Linked DNA regions of Mus musculus: all the other regions are linked to region 4. The links are chromatin loops, found by intact Hi-C in ENCODE. Cell type or tissue: heart. All regions are shown on one strand.

Region 1 (5,000 bases), 92 kb before region 4:
TCCACTTCAAGTTTGAGTGTATGTGTATACATATGGTGTGAAATAATGAGCCTGGATTTGCAGACAGAGATAGGCCAGATAGATGCTGTTCACACTCCCAGGATCACTGGCTGTGTGACCTGGAGCAAACAGCTTCCCCTCTTCACATCTGAATTTGCACTTCCTTTAGTTATTAATCTATAAGATAGGATTAGAGAGCCTGGGAGGCTGAAGGGGTGGTCAGATGAGATGGTAAACTAGGACTTCTGGTACCCAGGTGACAGCACACACATAAATAAAAGTAAGTAAATGCAGAGGGAGTCTTTTCCTTTATCCTTTCGTTCAACACACATTTATCAAATACTTTGTAAATGTTAAGCGGGGAGCCAGTTGTGAGGGATGTGACTTCAAACATTATGGACTGCTGTTGCCTCAGGCTGCTTGTGAGGTTAGGGAGAGGCACGAATCAGCCAACGAGTACCTTTGAGAAAGGCAAAGGTGACAAGGGCAGCCAGGGAAGGCTGGAGGTCACACAGCACAATATATATATATATATATATATATATATATATATATATATATATTTTTTTTTTTTTTTCTCTCTAGGCTGGTCTCTCGTAGGTTACAGGCTGTCCTCAGCTTCTCCCCAAACTATAGATCCAATGTCTCCGGATAGAGATCAGTAAGGATGGATGAAATAACAGACTTGAACTGGGTCTGACTAGAAATGTCAGAGTATTTTTTTTTCTAATTCTTACATTGGGCTATTTACCTCCCCCAATCCAAGCCTATTTCTTCTCTCTGTGTGAAGCAGGTTGAGCATGTCAAACCCTTTAAATACTCGTCTTTTCTGTAAAACACTATAAAAGTTTTGCTTACAAAAGGGAATTAAAAATCATTTTGCCACCCCACGTTGTGACCCCATCCCCTCACACATGGGGTAAAGCTTGCTCCTACAAAGGCCCTGCTTCATTCTTTTCTCTTTTCTTTTTTTTTTTTAAAGATTTCTTTTTAAAATTTATTTATATGAATACACTGCAGTTGTCTTCAGACACACCAGAAGAGGGCATCAGATCCCATGACAGATGGTTGTAAACCATCACGTGGTTGCTGGGAATTGAACTCAGGACCTCTAGAAGAACAGTCAGTGCTCCTAACTGCTGAGCCATCTCTCCATCTCCCCTGCTTCATTCTTTTAACCGAAGTGACTACAGCGATAACCTCTTTAATTTTTCTTCCCCTTTTCTTTCATTTCCTTTGCACCCATTCTTTTAAAGGGCTGGGGAGAAGGCTCAGCAATTAAGAGCACTTGTTCTGCGGAGGATCCAAGTTCAGTTCCCACAGTGAATATTTCACAACCTCACACATACATTTAAGAATAAGTTTTCCTCAAAGGAGAGGTGGCAAGATGGCTCAGCAAGCTGGAAGATTTGGGCTTATCCCTCGAACCTGTGTTGAAGAGGACGAGAAGTGACTTCTGCAAATGGTCCTCTGTCCTCCACGAGTGCATGATGGCATTCTTGCACACACACCAATCAATAAACATTAAAAAGTTGTAAGAAGTGCATGCTCTGAGGTATCCTTGTCCACTTACTAACAACTGAATGCTTCTCAAAATCACACAGTCGCAGGCAGTACAGCACCCTCGGCCCCTGATGTTGTTGTTTCCAATTACATTTGTCCATCTTTCCTTTCCTGGGGCCAAGGTGTATGCAAGGCTATGTAGTGAACTTTCACTTTCACTTTTGACCTTCTCACATTCCCTGGGTGTATTTTATATCGCTCACGTTTCACCTGTCTAACTGGAGAGGGAATGTGACAACTGACAGACATGCACAAGCACATAATGAGCTGGGAACGCCTAACGCCCCTTTTCTCCCATCAGTTGGGTTCCATAGGGGTTGGGGGAGGGAGGTCACAGCAGGGTGTCCCCTCACCTTGTGTCCTAACACTGTGCCCAGGGGAAGTGCATTTGTTAGCACTGCAATATTACTGTCAAATGGAGCCGTCTCTTTGGTCCCTCACCCCACAAGGCTGGAAGGATTTTATGTGTGGATGTACACTCATCATGTGCTGGGATAATAATCTCAGGACGTGCAAGTGCATCTGGCAATCATGAATCTGGAGACTCCTCTAGGATTTGGGATAGAGGAAAGCAATTCTTACTTGTCAGCAAGCCTCTTCTTCCCTCTTGTCCTCAACTTGCTCATAAGCTCCTTCCTTAGCATCGGCCACCAAGGGACAGTCATCCTGTGTCACATGAATCGATGATAGCTTTAATTTCCTCCTTGTTCATGGGCTTCACAGGCAACTCTGGCTGCTTCTCAGACACCCTCCCGTCCCCCAAGTCCACTTCTCATTTGTCTCCTGATGCCGTTTCATCTCGTTCAAAACCCCCTTTCCCTTGCGTCACCACGGGGAACAATTCTTGGAGGGAAGCCGTGGGGTGGGGCCCCTCTGTCTACCCATCAGGGTAGCTTCTCTATATAGAATACTATATACAAGTATGCTGGTGTATTGTTCCTCTTGGAGGAGTCTCAGGAACGGTGAACTCACCCAGAAGAGGACTAAGGTTTATCAGTGATAAGGATTATCACTCGATTTAAAAGTCGGAGTTCTCCACAATTACTGCAGGTAGAGAGAGAGAAACATTCTGTGGAACTCAACCTCAGGTTTCCCCCGGCTTCCCAGTGACGCGTGCGCAGTGCAGCGTCGGCGCCCCCTACTGGCTGCGCGCTGGAGGAGGGCGCTTAGTGCGCCTGCGTGAGGCCGAGTGGGTGGCGGCCTCCTTAGGCGGCTTTGCTGTTCGCGGGCCAGGCGCGGCCATGGCGCAGCCAGGGAAGATACTCAAGGAGCAAAAGTACGACCGGCAGCTGAGGTGAGCCGGGGTTTACGAGTGAGCAAGCCGGCCAGGCTGGCGGGCTCTCCTGACACCCGCGGGGCCTAAGTGCCTAGGCCGGGTAGGCCGGCCTCCCACGGGCCTGCGGCTGCGGCCGGCCGTGCAGGGCGTGGGGAGCCGGCGCTCTGGGATCCGGCCACTGGCCCGAGTGTTCGGCGAAGGCCGGCTCGCCCCTTCCCGCACGGCTGGCTGTCCGCGGTTTGCGGTGCGCGGTGTCTCCGCCAACCCACTGGGCTGCACAGTCTCGGCAGGCCCTCCCTACTCGTTCGCTAAACGAGGGGGGTGGGAGCACCCCATCCTGCCCGACCGCCGAGCGCTGCGCCCCGGCAGGTATTGGTCTACGCCCGCGCTGGCCAATAGAAATGCGTCATGCTAGCTTTATCGGAGCAAACCGTGTTCGTAATTACACATTTTCCAGTAGGCACCTTTCAAATAAAGTTAAAAGAAGCTAGACATGGTAATCCCAAGGACTTGAGAAGCAGAGGCAGGTGGATCGGAAACTGAAAGCCAGCCTGGCCTCCATTGGAAGACCTTGGGAACCGGGAGAATAAAGAGACAGGAAAATAAGTTTTGCTACTAGTTCTCCCCACCCCTCTCGTTTATATAGAGACATGGTCTTAAGTAGGCCAGTCTTGAACTCAAGCGCCTACGTCCCAGGTCTCAAGTGCTGAGATTGAAGATGCTCACTGCCCAGCCAGACTCAAAAATAAGTTTTTGCTCCCCCACCCCACCCCTTTTTTTTTTTTTTTTTGTCTTTTACCTTTGAGTGGCCGCCTGGACTTGCAATGTAGAGCAGACTGCGCTCAGACTTGATGCAATCCTTCTGCCTCTTTTTCCCCAACAGCTGAGATTATAAGTGTGGACTATTACACCCGGTTTATGAAGTATTGAGGCTGGAACTCTGGACATCATGCCTGCTTGCCAAATTGAGCTACATTCCCCAATCCCAGAATCAAATTTGACAGTGTTTATCTAACCTAGTATTCCAAAACATTACAATTTCAACGTAATTATTGTTAAAATTACCAAGCTATTTTTGTTGTTGTTGTTCACAGAGTCTTATAAATCAGGTATCATACACATTTTAAAAATGTCTTAATTCATGCCAGCTGCATTTCTAGTACTCAGAAACCATTTGGACAGGGCACATCTAAACCATCCGGTGGATTCTTTAGCTATTTCTCCTTCCTTGTCTCTTCCCACCTTCTTCCTTTCTTATTGAGTATACTCTGTGTCAGCTAAGTGTATCAAAGTGTTGCCATCCCCTCGCCTCTCTTAATCTCAAGAGAACTTACCCTGTGTCCCTAAGGATGGAGGTTTCTCTTTGTATTGACTACCTAGCTCTTACTCTCCCAGAGACGTAGGTACTTAGTTCTGAGAATCCTTGAAGGCAGACGGTCTTTGATACTGGATAGGGAAACTAAGTCTTGTAAAAGTTAGGTTAATTTGCCCAGAGTTAGACATGTTTCCAGCTTGGGGCCACCTGGCTTTTTCAGACTCATCCTTTGTCCCAAGCTTCTAGAGAGAGAAACAAGGTAGCAGAGCCCTTGTAACTACTCTGAGTTCTTGTGGACTCGTAGTTCTGTGTTTGGGTGGAGGTAGAAGGGAAGGCAACAAAGCTGAGAAGATACTTAATGTTCCTAGGGACTGGAAGAGGATTCTTACTGAGTTATTCCTTAAAGGGCTGCATTTTATCTGTCAAAACAAGAACTGCTTTTTGCTGTAGGCAGGTCAGAAGGAAGCAGAAACAAAGTTGGGTCGGCAGGTAATAGCCAGGGACCAAGGCCCGCCTCTCAGGCCAGCAAGAACATTTTCTTGCTGAATCTTGAAGATGTACTCTTAGGCTTATTCTTCAACTGTCCAACCACTTAGTACTCAGATAAGACTGTGTCCCATTTCCTGGGAAGAGAAAAAGTCTTTCTGGTCTCTCTGATTTTTTTCCCAAGCTTGTTTCTCCATTTGCCAGCCCTTGAGTGATCAGTTCCTCTAGGCAAAGCCCTGTGCCAGCAGTGTGGTCTGGGACCCTTTAAAGTGAAGACTGGATGCTCAGTAAATGGAAAATCAAGTGGTGCAGTTTGTTGTGATAAGCTTTGTTTATATTGGTGACATGGAAGGAGTGTCA
Region 2 (5,000 bases), 120 kb before region 4:
ACACAGAGAAACCCTGTCTCAAAAAATCAAAAAAAGAAAAAAGAAATAAGTTTTACACAAATTTGAGAATGGTTCCTGGATAACCAAGTATAGAATATGTAAAATCTTATAGTAGTAAAACTAAGTCAAAACACTGGGACTCTTAGGAGAATCACTGTGTGCAATATGCAGAAGCAGAAAGCTACTGGAGTTAAGGGTTATCTTGATTCCTTCTGGCCACTGCCTAGCAGCTTTGCCCATGTCATTTATCATTAGAGCTTCACAGGAAAATGCAAGTAGCTGGCCTTGGGGCTCTGGGCTCTGAAATACAATAAGTTAAAAGTTAAAGTTTAAATAATGGTAAGTTTGCAGTTATTATTTCTTTGGCTTTAAGCCTGGGAATAGGGAAGCTTGAACTTTTGGGGAACAATTGTAATTCTTAGTTCTTTGTGGAACATGGTTATTCTTTTGAATTTGATTTGGCAATGATTGTACAATGTCTTTTTTTTTAACCTGCTTTTGGAGTAGCAATAAAAGACTGGGGCAAGTAAAAGGCAAGAGAGAGAATGAGAGAGCCAATGCAGAGAGCGTAAGAAGAGAGAATGTGGAGAGAGTGAAGAGGGAATGAGAGGCGTGTATGGAGAGTGTGTGTGAGAGATGTGTGAATTGAAGAGTGTGTGTGAGAGTAAAAGGGGAATGCACAGAGATGTGTGTGAACCTGGGAGTTCAAGAAAAGTCGAGTGCACAGGAGAATGCAGAGCATGCGCAGCCTCAAGCTGCAAGCAAATGAGCGAGCGAGAGAGAAAGAGAGCAGAGGATGAGAGAGAAGAGAGAGAAACTTTAAGCCTTGAAAACTTGCCTCTTAGCTTGTACCCAAAATGCAGTCTGTGTATATTTATTATGTGCCTTCCAGATAGCCCTGCTTCCAGTTGAGAACTCTGATCCTGTGTCCAGATTGGACCCTGACAGCTTTTGCATTATTGAAAGGTAGAAGGTGCGGCCTCGTTAGAAGAAGTCGGTTCCTGGGGACTCCTCTTAGGGCTTTCCCTTGCTCCTTCCTAGGTGCCATTTTCTCTGCCTCCTGGGTGCCCTTCCCGAGAGAACTCCTCTCCTCTGCCATACTCTCTCTGCCATGATGACTGGACCCTCTAAAACCATAAGACAAAACAAATCTTCCCTCCTTGAAGTTGCTTTTCTTGTCTATTGGGTCGCAGCAATACAAAATATTACACCTGTGTCTTAGTTAGGGTTTCCATTGCTGTGAAGAGACACCCTGACCAAGGCAACTCTCCTAAGGACAACGTTTAATTGGGGCTGGCTTACAGGTTCAGAGGTCCAGTTCGCTATTATCAAGGCCGGAAGCGCAGCAGCATCCAGGCAGAGAAGGTACTGGAGAAGGAGCTGAGAGTTCTACATCTTGATCCAACTGCAAACAGAAGACTTACAGCCACTTGGACTCTAATGTCAATTTGGGTCCCCCAAAATTAGTTTACACGAGTGGGTCTATATGTAGCTTCTGGGAACCTGCCCCCAGTTAATTCTGTCTGGTAAACAAAGATGCCAGCAGCCAATAGCTGGGGAGGAGAGGTAGGATGTAGGGTTTCTAGGCTTGGGACCAGAAGGAAGTAGGAGAGAAGGAGAGACACATGCCATGTCTTAGGACTAACAGAAATCTTGTCAAAAAAAAAAAAAAAAGGATTAGGTGATTCAAACTGACTTTACCAGATTGTCCGTAGTAAAATGAATGAATTTGAGCCTTGCTCTTGGGACTTTCAAATCTCCTGGAAGTTTATCTATGTATCAGGAGTTGTCTGAGGGGCAAGTTTGAGTATTTCAGAATGCTCCAAACATCCCATGGTGGGAAAGAAGAGAACTCCCCCACCCTACCCCCAAGCTGGGGTTTCTCTGCCTGTCTTAGGTAAAGGCTTTTACTCAAATAGGACAGTCACGTCCTATTTGACACTAATAACTTGGTGGGTGCTGCTTTTGTGAGCCTGGTCCCCTGTGGGAGATGCATGGGTGGTGTGTTGTAAGCATACTGTTACACGGAAAACCAAACATTCTCTCATCAACCAAAGGCCAAATCCAAAGCCTGCAGCTTCTATTTGATCAAGCTTCAGTAGAAGACTGAGCACCCACACTGGGCATTTTTTCTCCCCTGTGGAGGAGGGTGGCTCCACTAACCCTGAGGCTCGTGAATGGACAAGAAGAGCCTTAACCACAATTGACACTTGATTCTCCAAGAGTTCGTAAGCTTTGGCATAGTCTACCCTGTGTGGTGTGAGAGCTTGGCAGGTGGGGGCCTGCATTGCCATTGGCCGGAGGCGTGAAGTGGGCAAGGGACCTCCGCTGAATTTAGGGTCCCCGTTTCTTGATTCTAGTGAGTGCTGTTGGGCAGATACCTCACCTCCAGCTGTGGGGTGATTGCAGAATGAGGATGGGGCATATATGTGGGGTGTGGGGGTGGAGCTGGCCTCCTTTCTTCCGCTCCAGAGTTATTTCTGTCTGAAGAATTAGGACCTGTGACTGTAATCAGGGCACCCCCATCTCCAGGCTATGCTGAAGACTGGGTCAAATGTAATTTTTTTTCTCTCACATTAACCTCCAGTCTCACAGAGCTACCTCCAGAACCTTCTCCTTCCTGTTCCTCTCCCTGGAATGTCCTCTATGTCCCATGCCTTTTGGGGGATACAGCCATTGACTCAGTCCTCCACGCAAGCCCTTTCAGTCAGTGGCACTGGCCAGCTGGCCACTGTATCCACGGTGGCTACCTTGGCCAGCAGAGGAAGCAAGAGCTGAGAACTCCAGGAAGAGAATAACCAACAGCGAGAACATAACCAACAGCAAAAATATGTCAATAGTCTGTTAGCCAGTAACTTGCTGGTTCCCCACCCCCACCCCGCCCCCTCATAGCCAGGCTCTCCAGCGACCCCTAGCGGGTGCGTTACTAACTAAGATGAACCAGAGACCAAACAGCAGCCTCATATGTGGCCACTAGGGGCGTAAATATGGCAAGGAGCCCCAGAACTGCTCACTTCACAGAGTAGGGACGTGTGTGTGTGTGTGTGTGTGTGTGTGTGTGTGTGTGCGCGCGCGCGCGCGCGCGCGCTTTACCTGCTGCCCAAACGTAGCTAAGCACTAGGAAATGACATTATGTATCCTGGTACAACATAACAAGTGTTGCGAGGTTACTTAACTTCTTCTAAGGACACTAAGGAGTGACATCAACTGAGACTTAGCTTTGAAATCGGCCAACCCTGTCTCCATCTAAACCAATCTAACCTCAGGGTGTCATCTGCAAAATGAGAATAGTCTCTGTCTCTCTGTCTCTCTCTCTCTCTCTCTCTCTCTCTCTCTCTCTCTCTCTCTTCAGGTGTGCTAGTATATGCCATTAATCTTGGGAGCAAGGCAGGAAAGTCATGAGTTCTAGGCTGACCTGGGCTACCCAGTGAAATATTGTTTCAAAAAAAACAACTGTTTTTAAAAAATCATGGCACACACCTGTTATCCCAGCCCTGAGGAAGTGGAAGCAGGAGAATAAGGAATTCAAGGTTAGTCTTGTCTATATAGCAAATGTGAGACCCTCTTCAGCCACACAAGGCCCTGTCTTAAAAAGGGGGGGGGGGAGGGCTGGAGAGATGGCTCAGCAGTTAAGAGCACTGACTGCTCTTCTAGAGGTCCTGAGTTCAATTCCCAGCAACCACATGGTGGCTCACAACCATCTCTAATAGGATCCAATGCCCTCTTCTGGTCTGTCTGAAGACAGCGACAGTGTACCCACATACATGAAATAAATAAATAAATCTTTAAAAAAAAACCAAAGAAACAAAAAACCTGTGCGCTGGAGAGATGGCTCAGTGGTTAAGAGCATTGACTGCTCTTCCAGAGGTCCTGAGTTCAATTCCCAGCAACCACATAGTGACTCACAACCATCTGTAATGGGATCTGGCGCCCTCTTTTGGTGTGTCTGAAGACAGGGACAATGTACTCACATACATTAAATAAATAAATAGATAAATCATTAAATAAATAAACTGATTTGAATCTGACTAAATGGATCATTGGTGTATCACTGGTGTGCCACAAAGAACAGGCCCTCAGAGGCACCAGAGAAAGGTACTGCAAAATAATTTGTGTCTCACATTTTAAAGTAAGTGTAGCACGAGGGATATGAGCGGTATCTTCCACATTGTCACCTGTCATTGGGTATTTATTTTATATTTAATTACACTTGTTAGGGCTCCTGAGTCCTCTTGGTGTGTTATTTAGGTAAAGGTCTTACACGAAATGTCCCACAGAGGCCACCAAGAGTGGGACTCCACTGTCCATTGGGGGTACATTTCCTGTATGGCCTGGAAGAGTCAAGTCAGAACTGGGTGTACAGGGCCCCAAAGATAGTGGGTCCTGGAAGGTGTTCTGTGGAGCATCCTGTGTGATGGGAAGCAATGCCCACATAGAATTTCGGAGCTACCCGCCTCCAAAACCAACCTGTTCCCTCAGGACCTTGCTAGGGAGACTGAATCCTCAGTGCCTTCACCTCCCCCTCAGCTTCAGGCCAGGCCCAGGCCTCCCCTCAGTCCCTAGAGTCTATCCTAGAGTGTCTAAGAGAATATAGGGAGATAGGAACAATGGGGTTGGAGACACTTCTGGAATTTGGCGAGGGCAGGGGTGCCGGCCCTTGAGACTGTGTGATTGCTATCTGATGTTCAAAGGACCCATGGAATGTTCTTAAGGCTGATGGCTCTGCCCTCAACGACTAAAGTCTGCGTTCTCATTCCACTTAATTTGGAAACACAAAATAAGTTCCCACACTTCCCACAGACAGCAAATTATGCAAGAATACTCTCACCTACTGTGAGAGGAGACTGCACCATCTTACTAGGCTTTCAGTCTGGTTTGCCTTATCAAAACCTATGTTGCCACATGATGTCACCTTTCTTTACTTTTCTCTCTTTTGAAGCACAGCTTCACTGTGTTGTCCCGGCTGGAACTCACGATTTAGATCGGACAGGTCTCAGATG
Region 3 (5,000 bases), 99 kb after region 4:
GCAGAGGGTGCGGTTATCAGTCCTTGGGCTGTGGAGTAGTGGTGGTGGTACCAGCAGCCAGCCAGCCAACAGGAGACCTGGGTCCGGCCTCTCCCATCCTAGTGGCAGGCTGGGCCTTGGGGCACACATAGGGTAGATCAGGCCCTTCTACTTAGCTCACAGCACAGATGCTTCCTTCCCAGGTGGCCCAGGCATTCCCAGGCATCCCCTCTCCCCTGAGGATGGCAGAGTTGTACACTGACACCCCTTTCTCCACTCTTATTCAGGAGGACAAGGCAAAGACAGTAATTCTTATCCCTGAACTGAAATACACAGAACCATAGGGCAAGCGAAGCTATTTTATGGGTTTGGCTATGTATAAGGATGATTCTGGCATTGTCTGCCTCACGAGGCAAAGCACTGCACTCTAATGCCTGTCCCCAGTGCTATGGCTGTTTTCTGATACTTGTCCTGTCCCTTGCCGAGCCCTGGTTCTTCCCCCCTTATCCATTAGCCAGGGAGGTACAAGTAGGATAGGCTTGCTATATTCATATTTAACATATAGGCCAAGGATCCTTCTATTGCAAAACAACTATTTTACATTAAAACCATACAATATTCAAAATGTATGTTCATGGACATTTATGCTCTGGTCTCTGAGCTGGCTGACCAACATTTGCTACAAAGGCTTGAAGGCAGACAGCATCCAGGAGCATTTAACTAACAGACCAGAAATGAGTCTGGGATGGTATTCATTTTTTAGCACTGAGACAGTGTCTGGGACTCCCGGTGGGAAGCTGGTGGCCCCTAAATCTAACCAACTAGGTCCTACTTCAGTCATTTAGTACTTAATGGAGAAGATCCTAGGGCCAAGACCTGCCCTGAGAACTCTTGTCTAGCCACAGCACTGCTGACCGGCTCCAGGAAAGCACTTGCTCAGGTGCGCTTTCTTTGGAAAAAAGATCCAACCAAGCCAGGTAAGGGTTGCCACGAGTTTTGAGATTAGCCTGGGGTACAAAGTGAGTTCTAGGCCACTTTAAGCTATACAGACTGAAGTCCCTTTTCAAAAACAAACTCAGCCAGGCCAGACAGTGCCAGTGTTTGCCTGGGTGCCGTGAGCTTCCAAGCAGGAAGGAAGCTGGGTCTAGTAGGTTGGTCCCAGATGAATTGATGTCCTAACTCGCTGCCTTGGGGGCATATTAGGGAGCCTCCAGAGGTACAGGTATTCACTCATTTCCCCCTCTTGCTAAGCTGAGGCCCTTAGGTGTCCCCAAGGAAGGGCAGAACCCTACAGCTATCCTGAAAATGGTCAGTTCTTTAATCAGACACCACACAGATTGGCCACTCACCTTCTGTCCTATGGGCTGTGGTCTCATTCCCAGAGTCTCCTTGCTTGAGGAATTTGGCCACTTCATTAAAGATCAGGTAGAAGTCAATTGCGAACACAATTGTGGCAAAAAAGCCAAAAACCTGTGGGATACACGCATGGCATATGGCAGGGGACACAGACAGGATGGCTAGAAACATTGCAAGGACCTCTTTCTGGGTTCAGAGACCAGGAGCCTGGGCAAAAGCAAGCAGCACTGAGAAATATACTGACCAGGACAAATGGGCAGACACAGCCCTTGAGTTACAGCAAATAAGGGAAATGGGCTGTGGGCCTGGTAGACACTAGCCTCCCAACTGAGGGCAGAGCAAATCTCTAATTAGCAGACTGGAATGGCAGAGACCCACACAGGGACCCAGGGCCTAGGCAGGGGCAGGATGTGCCGAGGTTCCACTGTGGAAGTGGGTGCCAAGGGTGATGGTCTAGAGCATTGGGAGGGGTGCTATTGGGTATCATCAGAGAGGGGTAGGGCAGCCACTCACTCCAGCTGCTTTGTAAGCCCCATCTGAGTATTTGGCGACAGCAGTGATGGAGATGACGAAGTAGATGAGGGCAGCGGTGACACAGCGCAGGAAGTCCTGAGGAGAGAGGGGGATGTCCACACTGTTTTGACCTCCCACAGTGGGGTAGAGCTTGGGGACCCAACACACCCATCCCCAGCACCCAGGAAGTCCCTGTCCTGGCTGTACTTGCATGTCCTAGTCCTGAATCTATTTTCTGTGTCCTGAAGGTCTCCAGCAACTTACACTGCCCCATCCCTGGTCCAGCTGTATTTTCTCTGCAAATAGCAAATGTGTATAGGCTCGGCTACAGCTTGCTCCGCAGAAATGGGAAGTGGAGAATATCTGGCTCTCCAGGACTCTTGGCTTTGCCACAGTGAGATCCGTTTATGGTCACAGTCTCTGCTTACTCCCTCAGGGGAGGCTGCAGTGCTGGTAGCTATCACCAGGTGGTTACATGGACACTGGAGAGTAAAGTCTAGACAGCAGGGGCCAAGCCCAAGTCTTTGCTGCCTTTTTTCAGTGATGCATTAAAGAAACTCTCTCAAGACTGCAAGGTCTTCGGGTGGTCACACAAAGCCAGGTGCCTGATTACTAGACTCTAGGAAGTCCCAAGTCCTTGGTTACCCTACCCTGCTGGAAATGGCCTGTGGCTGAGGCACATCCCTCCTCCAAGGTCAGAGCAACAGCTCCACCTGGTGGCCAGGAGCCATCCGTGTGCCTAGCTTCACAGACCAGCTCAGGAGGCTCCTACCACCCATCAGGTCCGTCCATGGTCGCAGTGCTGCTGGGCGGGCAGGGGTAGAGATGTGTGAGCGTCCTGAGTTATCCGAAGCTTTCAGACTGCTCACCATGGCTGGAGACAGCCAGGGCTGAAATGTGGAACCCCAGATTCTTCAGGGGACAGCCAACCCTTTCCTCTTGGGTCCCCCGATCCTTACCATCATGGGCCAGCACAAACCCTGCCATTTGTCATTCAGCTGCATGGCATCAGCAAAGAGGAAGTAAACGGCCAACAGAAACTCCAGCAGAGGCACTGTGAGGAAGGCAGATGCGGAGGACACCACGTAGCAGATGAAGGTGATGAATGAAAGACCCTGCGGAAGAGCAAGGGGACTCAAACCCTTATTCTACCCCCAGGCCAGGACATAACCCTGAGTCCTAGCCCTTGCTGAATCCTTGCTAGGACCTCATCTTGAAGCCCCAGCCTCCCTAGCAGGCCACCTTGTGGGGCTGCTGACCTCTCTTGGCTCTAGGACAGAACAGAGCCAACTTAGCTGTGTCCACAAGGGGCAAGCCAGAATCAAAATCTACTGCTTTCAAAAAGTCACACCCAACACCTAACTAGGAAAAAAAAAAACTTTGTTAATGATGATGTGCAGGCCGAATCAGTTAAAATTGAAATGGTACTGATGTCTGCAGTTGAGTTTGAATGGTTGAAAGCACAAGGCAGGTGGACAGAAACGGGTGATAGAGCCGTGTTAGCCACTGTACCGTTGGGGGGGGGGGATGCAGGGGTGTTGACAGATATCTTTTGCCACTCCTGCATCTGCGAATCTTCATTAAAACAACAGCAACAGCTATGCATGAGGCTAGGGGTACAGCTCAGCTGGTAGAGTACTTGCCTAGTGCACACAAAGCTCTGGGTTCGATCCCAAGCACCGTCTAAACCAGGCATGGTGGTACAAGCTTGTAATTTTAGCAGATCAGAGGTTCAAAGCCATCCTCAGCTTTATATCTAAGGTTTTAGGCAGCCTGAGATACGTGAGACCCGATCTCGACAAAATCCTAACTGTCTCGGAGAGAGCACTAGTTCATTTGAAAGGTGGGGCTAGCCATACCATATTGACCGGAAACCAGGGCCACAAAACTGAAGGTATGCAGGTCGGACGCTAAGGCTCCTGGTTAGTACTGCAGACTTTGTGCATGGCGGGGAAACAAGATGAAGAAGATAGGTCAGTGGCTTTTTCAAGCCCAGTCCTTGCTAAGATTTCTGGACTTCTCCACTTCTGAACATTTGCGTGCTCCTCACAGCCTCTCTTTTGAAGAAGCAGGCTTAGTGTCACCCAGCCTAGTAAGAGGGCGTCAGAATCTGTACTTAGGTCATAAGAGGCCTCCATCTCCCTTCATCTATCACTACGGACGGCTTTGAGCCTATCACTAGCTTAGTAGTTTAAGAGGCTGTAAGGGAAACCCAGGTGTCCTGCAGGAAATACCATGGCTGCTTCAGACAAATGAACTGATCACAGGAACTCCACTCCCATCTCTTTTACTGAACAAGTCATGGGGGAAGAGGAGCTTCCTTTGGGCAAACAGGAAACTAAGGCTTAGAGAAAGGCGTTTTGAGGTTGCTATCAGCTCCTACTGTATTTCCTTGCCAAAGGCTGCTCGTATGGCTCTCCTCTTTTCTGTACCCATTCCCCTCAAAAAAGTCTGGTTCTGGGCTGGCGAGATGGCTCAGCAGGCAAGAGCACTGACTGCTCTTCCCCAGGTCCTGAGTTCAAATCCCAGCAACCACATGGTGGCTCACAACCATCTATAATGAGATCTGACGCCTCTTCTGGCCTGGCTGAAGACAGCTACAGTGTACTTACATATAATAAATAAATTTGAAAAAAAAAAAAAAAGAAAAAGTCTGGTTCTGGTGGCACTCCCCTGCCCCAACCTCCTCCCTCCCCCACTCCTGTTTTCTCACTCCCCAGTTCTTGGTGGCTGCTTCTTCCTCCAGCTTTCTATCCAGGTCAGACTCCCTACTTGCATGAGACCAAGGGGGAGGAATGACTGGGGGAGGCTCCCCTATACCCTATGAGCTTACTACCCTTCATATTTTCTTAGGCCTGTCTTTCTGGCACCCAGCTAGGGCAAGGACATCTTGTGACTTCTGGTTGGCACTCACTCCTTTTCCATGAAGGGGTACTGGGCAGGTAGGACTGAAGCCAGTGGCCAGTAGATTCAAAGACCCGCCCCACGCCTCCCAGAGGCTTCCAGAGATCTGAAACGGCCAGAAAATGGGCTCTAGGTCCGCTTGGCACCTCATTTAGGAACAAAGTATTAGGTTCTACCGGAGACCTCAGGGTTGATGCTCCTTAGTAGGTCCTGGGGTACAACGGAGAGGTCCTGGGGCAGAACCCCCC
Region 4 (5,000 bases):
CCAGCCCATGGTATGGTCTCGTTGTTAAACCCTACTATAGGACTTTAAGAATGCCTGTTAAGTTTCTGATTTCGTTAGATTTAGTCTGTGCTGTTTGCCATCCAGTATTTTTGGAAACACTGCTGTTTCTGTGCGCTCTCCTCGAGTCACAGATAGCAACTGAATTGCCTGTGACAGGCTCTAGCATCTCTGGTAGCCCCTCCTCTCCATCTCAGGCCAGCCTCCTCTCCACCTCAGGCCAACCTCCTCTTTGTTCAGACGTGGTCTCATGCAGACCAGACTGGCCTTGAATTCAAGCTCTCCCTCTCTCGGCCTCCCCAGTGCTAAGGTTTTAGACTTGTGCCACCACACTGGGTGGCTTTAACAAGCATCAGTGCTATCACCCAGCCTTTATTTTTAACCTTCTTTTGTTATGAATTGTCAAATTCTCTGTTGAGATTTGCATTCCCTATGTCTGCACCATCCTCCCCCCTGATATTCTGGCAAGAAAAGAAAGCTACTATATGCATTTGTATCTGGTGCTATCTATCTTCTCGTTTTGGAACAGGTCACATTAGAGAATTTGTGTTCAATTAGAGTCATCAGAGAGGAAGGAGCCTCCCTAGAGGAAATACCTCCATAAGATCCAGCTGTAGGGCATTTTCTCAATGATCTATGGGGAAGAGCCCAGCCCATTGTGGGTGCTACCATCCCTGGGCTGGTGGTCCTGGTGGGGATTTAGCTCACTGGCCCAGAGTGTTCAACTCTAGTGTCCTGTTATGACTTCCAATCTTGCTTGCTCTTCCCTCCCATTTTCCTTTTTCCAGTTTACATTCAAGTTGGCAAACTACATGCCCATTGTTGCATCCTTTAATTTATGCTGCTAATTTTTAGCTGAACCAGAATCACTGTATTTTTCAACTGAAACCTACTTAAGTGATTGCTTTTCCTGCCATATCACATTTCCTTATGGTATTTATCAACACCTTGTAAAGTTACCCTGCTTCCTTAGAGAACAGCAAAAGGCCATACCTAAAGTTACCCCTGATCAGCACAAACCTGTCTTTCTTTTCTCCATTACTTCTCCCCTTTTACATCCAGTCTCCCCACTACCTTCTCCACTCAAGAAAAGCAGTCACAGCTGCTTGTTCTGCTGTGAAATATTGACTCTCTGAAAAATAGGATTTAAAAAAGCAAAAAAAACAGAAACCTTGCAGGGCAGTGGGGGCACTCCTAGCCCTCCAAAGGCAGAGGCAGGTGGATCTCCGAGTTCAAGGCCAGCCTGGCCTACAGAGTAAGTTCGAAGACAGCAAGGGCTACACAGAGAAACCCTGTCTCAAACAACAACAACAACAATAAAATTGGTAAAGCAAAGCCAAAAGTATTGTTAACTGTGGTGGTAAAAATCATTCACAGTTTAATAAAGTCTACAAAGGAGGAGATGAAAAACAACATTCTGAGGATTTGTGATAAACTTTCAATGAGCATCCTGAAAATTAAGCCATATAATAGTTGAAGAAACATGGCTGGAGAGATGGCTCAGCGGTTAAGAGCATTAACTACTCTTCCAAAGGACCTGGGTTCAATTCCCAGTACCCACAGGGCAGCTCACAACCATCTGTAATCCCAGTTACAAGGGGTTCAGACACTCTCTTCTGCCCTCCACAGGCATTGCATACACATAGTGGACAGATATGCAAGCAGACAAAGCACCTATACACATTTAATAAAAGTAAAACTAAAAGAGTAATGACTGGAAGTGGCAGGATACCACCTCTAGAACTGGGTCTTGGGGCTGTTTTGAGACAGGGTATCTTAGGGTTAGTGCTGTGATGAAATACCATGACCAAAAGCAAGTTGGGAAGGAAAGAGTTTATTTCATCTTACCCTTCCAGATCATAATCCATCATTGGAGGAAGTCAGGACAGGGTCTCAAGCAGGGCTAAAACCTGGGGGCAGGAACCGATGCAGAGGCCATGGAGGGGTGCTGCTTACTGGCTTGCTCAGCCAGCCCAGGCATGGCACCACCCACAATGGCATTTCTTCAATTGAGCTTCCTTCTTCCCTGATGACTCTAATTGACACACAAAACTAGCCGGCACACAGGGTCTCACTATGTAGCCCTGGCTACCCTCGAACTTGCTATGTAGACCAGGATGGCTTCAAATGTATAGAGTTCCTCCCGCCTCTGCCTCCTGAATGCTGGGATTAAAGGCGTGTGACACCATGTGCAACCATTTTAAAATTAATTTTTTTGAAGTAGGCTCTCACATAGCTCATGCTCAACTTAAACTTACCAAGTAGTCTAAGACTTCTGATCCCTCCCCCTCCCCCCCTCCCCGCCCCCACCAGCTGCCCATTGCTGGTATGACAGGACATGCAAATATCTATGTCCAGTCATTTTTTTGTGGATCTTCGTTCATGTTTGGCCCATTTTCTTTTAAACTTCTGAGCTGTAGTTTCCTCACCTCACTTATTAAGAATTAAACAAGATTCAATGAGATCGCTTTATAAATATGGTTGTCTAGCTTGAGTTCATTCCAAAGCTTGGACTTGCCGCATCAGAGGCTGCCCTGCAGGGGTCGCCAGCGCGCTCTCGGTCTGGTGGCGTCCGCGGCTCCACCTCCCGCGTAAGGCTGTCCGGCTGGCTGCCTGACCCAGCAACGTCCCTAGCTGCGGCGATCCCACGTCCCGCAGACGCACGAGGACACCGCGGGCCCGTCGGGACGCGCTGGATAACGGAGCTTCTGCGGCGTTGCGGGCGGGCAGCGCGGCCCGGCCGGGGTCCTTGCGGGTCCTCGGCGGGCCCGGGGGAGGGCCCTCTTTGTGGCTGCAGTTGGCAAGATGGCGCCGGTGGGGGTGGAGAAGAAGCTGCTGCTGGGTCCCAACGGGCCCGCAGTGGCGGCCGCCGGCGACCTGACAAGTGAAGAGGAGGAAGGCCAGAGTCTATGGTGAGGAGCGTATAGAGCCGCAGATGGCGCGGCCGGACCGGGAGCGGGCCGGAGCGGGCAGGACCGTGGGCAGACATTGATGGGCAGTCGTGGGCCGAGCGGTCCTAGGCGGTCCCGCGCTGACCACTCTTGTCATTGTCGCCGCAGGTCTTCGATCTTGAGCGAAGTGTCCACCCGTGCCAGGTCCAAGCTGCCGTCCGGCAAAAACATTCTGGTGTTCGGTGAGCAGCGGGGTACTGCCCTGGGGCGCAGGGGTGGGTCAGGCGGCGCCCCTCCCACTGGTTCCCAGGCTTCTCCACCCTTAGCGCCTGCTTGTCGCTTGCCTGCCTGGGAGGGCACCCTGGACTCTGGCAGGGTAGCTGCTGAGTCTCCAAGCCCACACCTCTACTGACCCCCTAGAATGCAGCTCCGTTTGGAGTCCAGTGATGTGATGTGGGCTTGGGGCATTGGGGCACATTCCTTCAGTCTTTTGGCTGAGCCTTCTTCAGCCTTGACTCGGTTCATCGGTTAGCCTTGTGCTCACCAAGTTGAGGATGTGGAGGAAGGAAAAAGAGGATGTGCAGGCTGGATGGAGAAGATGAGGGAAGTAGGTGACCTGGACTGGGAAACTGAGGAGATGGACGAAGTCTTTTCTTCAGTCTTCATGGGCAGGCAGCAGAGCTTGGGAGTCAGCCCCAGGAACTTTCTTGCATAAATCCTGCCCTCACTGCTGGGTTGCCCAGTCAGTCATTTAACCTCTCTGGCTTCAGTTATCTCCTTCAAATGAAAGGGATTATATGCGTTCACCTGCAATGCTGTTTGTAGAGTAGGAAATGAGGGCTGAGCAGTGGGACAGTACAGACAGTCTTAGACACCCTGAAAGAATCCCAGTGGAGCCGAGGCAGATGTGTGCGTGGTTGCATCGCATCTCTCATGTCAAGAGCAGACTGCTGTGGGCGCATCACACTGCTTGATGTGTTGAGAGAGCGCTTGTGGAATCAGGTATCTTGAAGGGTAATTGCCTAGGTGCAAGCACATCAAGATAGTAGGGTGAATCGTTTGGGCACTGTCAAAAGCCTTTTTTTTTTTTTTTTTTTTTTTTTTTGCAATAGAGGATAAAGATGAGGTCAGATCATGAAAGTCTGGAGGACTAATCGGCTTTCCTGGAGACTCCTGATTTTCAGATTTTTATCTTCTTCCACCCTTCCCCAAGCCTTATGGAAATGACTGCATGGTGATGTCCGTGTGTTTCTCTCATCCAATGGCCAGGGTGGTAGGTTATAGCCAGGTCTGTGCTTTAGGGAGATAACTCAGGCTTCCTGGGGCCAGCTAGGTCAGAATGAACAGGAGCTGAGGTCATGCTGACAGGCGCTCTTCCAGGCCCCGGGTGGATTGTGGCCCTCGTGAAAAGGGTGAGCATTGTGGAGGAAGGAAGATCCTCGTGGACTGCCTTTCCTTTCTTATGTTCTCAGATTCCATAGTGTTGAATCCAAGGATGCCCAGAGATGTTTGGTAATGGTTCTCGTTCAGGTTTAGAGTGCATCTAGATGAGGGGGTGGCTATAGCTAATCCTAGGGAGATGAGAAAGCACTTGCTACTGAGACTGTACTTAGGAGCTTCACCTAGGTCGGTAACCCTCCCCCTCCCCCGTTTCCAAGCCTTTAGGGTGCTTGTGAAGTTGTTCTACAAATCAAATGTGTGTAAATTACATAAGCGTCATGCCTTGAGGCAGAGCCAGGTTTTTATTTTAGTGTTCCTAGACTTTTGGGGTTAGTTGTGTTTTGAAGAGTTCTTGTGGCGAAGATTTATTTTTGTGGGAAACTAGCCTCATCTCTCTGACTTTCACTTCTCTGGGATGTAGGTAGAGCTGGTGAGTTTGCCCTGTTCCTTCCCTTGTGAAATGAAGAGAATTGCAGCAGAAGGTCATTTGCCATCTTGGGTTGGCTGTCTCTGCCAGTCACTCTTAAAAGCAGGTCTCCTTTGTTGATGAGAGCGAGTGAGAGAGACCTTAACAGGCATGTTTGAGATTTCTGGTTGTTCCTTATTGTGTTGGTGTTATGACTGGCTGTCTTTGCGCAGAGCGATACATGG

The links. A loop is a pair of places that touch in the nucleus more often than their neighbours do. Peaks named below come from ENCODE experiments on the same cell type or tissue, not always from the same donor. Only the 100,000 strongest peaks of a DNase experiment are listed, where the experiment ranks them.
Region 1: a loop joins it to region 4, with 3 times the contacts of the local background. A loop is called at or near these places in 9 of 42 quality-filtered maps.
Region 2: it touches region 4 in a loop (2.6-fold over the local background); 8 of 42 quality-filtered maps call a loop at or near these places.
Region 3: it touches region 4 in a loop (7-fold over the local background); 24 of 42 quality-filtered maps call a loop at or near these places.

What each region holds. Positions count from the first base shown.
Region 1 is chr8:104,532,369-104,537,368 of GRCm38, reverse strand. It overlaps Nae1 (NEDD8 activating enzyme E1 subunit 1), which reads left to right and starts at 2,732. Exons shown (of 20, transcript NM_144931.3): 1 at 2,732-2,857. The coding sequence starts at 2,805. It also overlaps a transcript of Car7 not described here. In heart, no CTCF peak of the experiment used is centred here; a DNase peak (open chromatin) is centred at 2,788; H3K4me3 peaks cover 2,443 bases; H3K27ac peaks cover 1,413 bases.
Region 2 is chr8:104,563,034-104,568,033 of GRCm38, reverse strand. No RefSeq gene overlaps it. Among named protein-coding and RNA genes, the nearest start is that of Car7, 25 kb to the right of the region's middle. In heart, CTCF peaks have their summits at 2,721 (motif pointing right) and 2,934; DNase peaks (open chromatin) are centred at 2,343 and 2,963; H3K4me3 peaks cover 286 bases.
Region 3 is chr8:104,341,721-104,346,720 of GRCm38, reverse strand. It overlaps Cmtm3 (CKLF-like MARVEL transmembrane domain containing 3), which reads right to left. Exons shown (of 5, transcript NM_024217.3): 2 at 2,808-2,963; 3 at 1,849-1,944; 4 at 1,329-1,449. Among named protein-coding and RNA genes, the nearest start is that of Cmtm3, 3.6 kb to the right of the region's middle. In heart, CTCF peaks have their summits at 2,567 (motif pointing left) and 3,229; DNase peaks (open chromatin) are centred at 1,897 and 2,580; H3K4me3 peaks cover 464 bases; H3K27ac peaks cover 524 bases.
Region 4 is chr8:104,440,625-104,445,624 of GRCm38, reverse strand. Dync1li2 (dynein, cytoplasmic 1 light intermediate chain 2) reads left to right here and starts at 2,578. Exons shown (of 13, transcript NM_001013380.2): 1 at 2,578-2,930; 2 at 3,078-3,151. The coding sequence starts at 2,824. In heart, a CTCF peak has its summit at 2,555 (motif pointing right); DNase peaks (open chromatin) are centred at 2,814 and 3,204; H3K4me3 peaks cover 2,092 bases; H3K27ac peaks cover 1,399 bases.